2 separate regions of the Homo sapiens genome follow, and region 2 is linked to region 1. A link is an interaction called in ENCODE POLR2A ChIA-PET data of the cell type or tissue named here. Cell type or tissue: MCF 10A. All regions are shown on one strand.

Region 1 (2,500 bases):
CAAATATACCCCTTTCCTCCCTTTTACCTACCTCTTTCTCCTCCTCCTTATTTTATTTAGTTTTTTTTTTTTTTTGAGTTTTAGATTTGAGCTTCTTATCCACTATGGTGGAAGTAAATCTGTATGAAATCATATATCTGTTGCTACAACCTCTGCATCACATTGTAAAAAGAGTAAACTCATTAGAAACCCACTGCTTCAAAATCAACAGCTTCTTCAGTGCTGCATTAACACCTACATATAGTTAACAAATGTTGAAATCCGTTTGTAAAAAGGCTATTAAACTTCTAAGTGGCTAAAATAAAATTAAAGGCAAAATTGTCTTTTTCACAGTGAACAGTCTGCTGGCATCACTGATACTGGATGATCATTCAAATATTTGGATTTCTGAAGTCATGAGAAATCCAGGCACCTAACTTCTTTCAGTTATCCTTTCTTTCCCATCGAAGAACTAGATGTATGGAATTACACTTCTCGTAGCAATTGTTGCCTTAAGAGAGACTCCAACTCTGTATCTCAAGGAATGGTAGGCCACTGGTGAGAAAGGTGACATTTGTCATTTTGATATATTTTGGTGCAGTTGCTGCTGCCTAAAAAACCTCTTTTCTGAGGTACTCCAGGACGGCTACTCTGTATAGAGTGGGGGTCACCCCTGCAGGATGATGGTTTTCAGGGGTCAATGAGTCCTTCCTATGGGGAAGCACAGCATGGCTTCCTGCAGCAGGAAGCTGCCTTCGTCTTGGCTTTCTGGAGGCCTCCTCAGCCTTGCTCACTGCCATTTTGAATTTGGCTGATGTGCAAACACAAACAGAAAGGGCGAATTCAATAGCAGCGAGGGCTTGTCTCCTATTCTTGCTCCACCATGATTCAAACTTCTTCCACTCTGGTTTTAAGCAAAACCAGGTTCTTATTATTCTGAGGTACGCTACATTTTATTTTCTCTACTGCCTTTTCCAGTGCATACCCATCTTTTTTTTCTTCCTTTTATGGTCTTGAATTTTTATCTATGCCTGTTATAATAACTCTTCCTGATTCCAGAAAGGTGCAAGACCTGGCTTTCATCTATTTCTGAGCATGGAAACCATTTATTACAAGAAATGCCTGAGGCACTGAAGGCCATCAGGGAGAACTAGGTCTTCTGAGTACTGTGTTTGAGTCACTCTGGTATCCGTCCAGGGTCAGGTCAGTCTTCTGGAAACATCTTGAGTAGATTTGCAGGAAGAAACAGGTGTGGCTTCTCAGGTAGACAGTAAGAGGATAGTTATTTTTAGCTTTTGAAGAATTTTGATGTAATGGAAAGATACGTGAGAGAAGAGGTAGTTATCTTTTTATCCAAATGATATATATGTTGCTTATTCCAGTGGTCACAAACTGCTCATTTCTTTAATGGTTGAAGAGTTAATTATATTTTTGGCTTTTTTTTTTTTTGTCACAGAAATGTTGTTGAGCCAAGCACAGGTATGAGAATCAGATATACCTTGTAGTACAGAAATAGCTCATAGGTCAAGAAATAAATCCTTCATGAGGTTTCAACTGGCAGGTGCTTAATAACTGGTAAATATGACTAGTTGAGATGCAATGATGGGAACAAAGATGATGCTCCTTATCACATCGTGGCATTTGGCATGAATTTGGAAATGATGATTGGCATTGCTAAACAGCAGTTTGCATGCAAATGCAAGGCATCTTCTAGCCATTGTCTCGACAGCTCTCCTACTCAATCTAGCTATGACTCTGGCAGAAAGGAGCTGCAACATCAGAGAATTTGCTGGCATTGTTAGAAGATCATTTATGACCATGCAACTTTCTTTCAATGGGAGGATTTTTGGCTAAAATAATAAAAAGCTCATGTATTTAAAAAGAAAAAGGTGTGGGTCTAGTTCTTCTTACTTACTAGAGAGTTGGTGCTTATAGAAATCTTTACCAAACATAACTTCCTTGGGGCTTTCTTTTTTTTTGAGTTTTTTTTTGTCCTCACTTTAAAGAATCCAAGAAAGAACTTGATGTGAAGTGAGATTTTTAATGTTTTCAATGCCTTATCTTTATTTTCCTTCAGATAACTCTCTCTCCAATGATGATTATGATAATAACAGCTGATTTTGAGTTTTTCTGGTCACATTGTATGATTAATCCTCATAAAAGTTTATGCTGTTGCTAATGTTATTCCCATTTTATGGACAAATAAACTAAGGCACTGACCAATTTAGTAATGTGCCCAAGGTCATACAGCTAATAAAAGTGCTATGGAAAGATTCAGATCTAGGTTTTCTCACTTCAAACCAAACTTATAACTCAATCTGATGCTATTTCTCTTTTTAGAGACAACAATAATTATTGTTTAATCAATGAAAATTTATGAAACTCTTACTGTGTGACAGATTCCGAACTAGGCATTGAGGATATTGAAACAGGCAAAGCAAACATGGTTACTATCATCATGGAACTTAGAATCTAGCAAGAGGGATCAACATTGGGCTAATCATTAAATTATATAATTAAA
Region 2 (2,500 bases), 90 kb after region 1:
AAGCACAGAGACCAAGCGGCTTTGCCCAAGGCCATAAGACAAGTCAGTACCAGAGCTGGAATTAGATAGGAGGAACCCTGGCCCTTTGCCCTGGATTCAGACACTGGTTCATGTTAACCTTAGAATTCTTTTTCCTTAGTTTTATGCCCTCCAAAAGATTAGCGGATAGGGAAACAATGCAGCTATTAAAGACAGGATCTCTTCCCTTACTCTTAAATCCAGCACAATTAAGTTGACTTAAGCTGCAATGAAAGGAGATGCATGTGCTTCCCCCTCTGTTTTTTTTTTCCCCCAAGTGGTGGAAGTGGCCATCTCTGAGGTCACCACAGGATTGACACCTCATATTTGGTCTTCCAAAAACCCATCTCTAAACTCAAGCTTTCCAGTTTGCCATTGGGAATGTTTGCCTTTGAAAAGTCTTAAAGGGAGTCTCATGGGTTCTGTGGTTTTACCCTCTGTGAGAGAAATTGTCCTTGGCCACACCCTAGGCCAGTGTTCCACCTCGCAGCTGTTTGCACCTTCTCTCTGATATGAGAAAGGTGCTGGCGGCTCCCCTCTGTAGCCACTCTGGGAATAGGGGCCCCAGCAGTCTACTGGGAAAGAAAGTGTTCTTAAGAAACATTTCTTGGCAGCAAGCAAAATTTCCACAAAACTCTTAAATATAATAAAATGTAATTAAAGTGCCACATTGAGTTAGCTCCCTTTGAAGTTTCACACTTGCATAATAAACCAAGTCATAAACCAAGATTCAAATAGGACATTATATTTCTTTTTACAGATTAATTCTCATTAATTATCTACTTGACCCCTGCTGTTATAGAGAAGTAAGTACCTGCTGCACCATAATTCGTGCTGATAAAAGGCAGTAAAAGATGAACTCACCGCTGGAAATGGAATCTCACACCTGAATGTCACTTTGTAGTCAGAGAAAATTAGAGCCCATGTTTAGAAATCACCTTATCAAAACTTCAAATGATCTCAGAAATGAGGTATATTCTGCATTTCTGTCTTTTTTATCACTGAGGATTTCAAATTTTATGTTAAGTGGCTGGTCCTCTGATGAAAAATGTGGTCCTTTACAAAGCAGGTTTTTTTGCTAACCTGTGGTGCACAGATCTTAAAACTGTAGATCTGGCCATGAGAGATGGTATGGGACAGCTGTTTTGCAGTGGGGTAAACATGTAAGGTTTTAGGGCTTCATTTTATCTTATCATGCAGTTTTACAGTCCCATTAATAACCACATAGACAAAGAAGGCTTTTCATTGAGACCAGTAAGAATTCACTAACTCACAGGTTACGCCACAAAGACTGATTACTTGTGACTCACACTCAGTGAAAGCTCTTAGGGTGAACTCTCATGAGTCTCAATGCTGAAAATTAATTTGCTTTGTGTGAAGAAACATTTATCTGTGTATACCTGCGCACCTGTGTGTGTTTAGGCTGTCTACAAGTTGTTGATGTGTTCTTTCCTCTTGAGCTATGGACACTGAGAAGACTTCAGGAAGAGAAACACTGCAATATAGTGAAAGGATTAGCAGGGGACTGGTCAGAGAACCAGCAGTGAATTATTGGTATAAAGAAGCAGTCTAGGAAAAGGCTTGAATTGAGCTAAACTGATGTTTAAAAAAGAGGACAAAAGAAAGTATGATAGATATGAAAGCCACATGTTCTTTATATAGATAATTATTCACCTTGGGAAAGGTAACTTGATGTTTTCAAGGATTTCAGCCACTGAAACTTGGTTTGTTCATCTTGTCAAGGGAAGCGGGGAGAGGTAGTAGTAAGAAACAAAAGGATGGAGGACGCCCTTCTACCCCTATGTTCAGCAACTGCAGAGCAATATCTCAAAATGTCATGAGAGCTAAAGCAAAGTGTTATGAATACAGCAGTGTTTACTAAGAAAATGAGTCTTTTTTTTTTTCTCACTGTGTATGCAGCCTGACTGAGTCAAGTATTTCACAGTGCTGCATGGTGATATAAACTATTTCCTCACTAAGAACACCAGCTTCCCCTAGGGTAAAAGCCTACAAAGCCAAATTTCTTATAAAGAGTTGTAAAAAAATAGTCAAAGAACAAATTTATGAGGTCACCTCCCCTTCCCTCTATCAACAAAGAAAGAAATCTGCCCAGAATGTTCCCTGGTCAATCTTGTCTAGTCATTCTTCAAATAGTAATAAAAATAACATTTTAGGGCTTTTTCAGATTGTATTCAAGGCTATGCACAAGATTGCTTGTTTTATGGTCTTGAATCTAACCATTTGCCAGGCTAAATTGAATTTCATTTTTTCGTTTTTTTCATAGTAATTGAATTTGTCATTGGCCATGAACCTAATGTACAACTGGAGAATGAGGTGAGGGGCTGGGGTGAGGGCGAAAGAAGTTGCCACAGTAGTAACAACAGAAAATGGCAGGAAATAACAAGGAAATGCAGGTTATGTGAATGTCCTCCGAAAATCTTTAGAGACCTTGGAAAGCTTAGGAGTACATGGTAACAGAGGT

The links. ChIA-PET counts read pairs that join two places held together with the same protein. Peaks named below come from ENCODE experiments on the same cell type or tissue, not always from the same donor. Only the 100,000 strongest peaks of a DNase experiment are listed, where the experiment ranks them.
Region 2: POLR2A ChIA-PET joins it to region 1 with 5 read pairs; 1 of 35 experiments calls an interaction of 5 or more read pairs at or near these places.

Annotation. Positions count from the first base shown.
Region 1 is chr5:67,968,502-67,971,001 of GRCh38, reverse strand. The region is part of intron 1 of LOC107986420 (a long non-coding RNA gene); the gene reads left to right. Among named protein-coding and RNA genes, the nearest start is that of LINC02997, 180 kb to the right of the region's middle. In MCF 10A, no CTCF peak of the experiment used is centred here; a DNase peak (open chromatin) is centred at 1,151.
Region 2 is chr5:67,878,616-67,881,115 of GRCh38, reverse strand. No RefSeq gene overlaps it. Among named protein-coding and RNA genes, the nearest start is that of LINC02997, 87 kb to the right of the region's middle. In MCF 10A, no CTCF peak of the experiment used is centred here; DNase peaks (open chromatin) are centred at 35 and 1,325.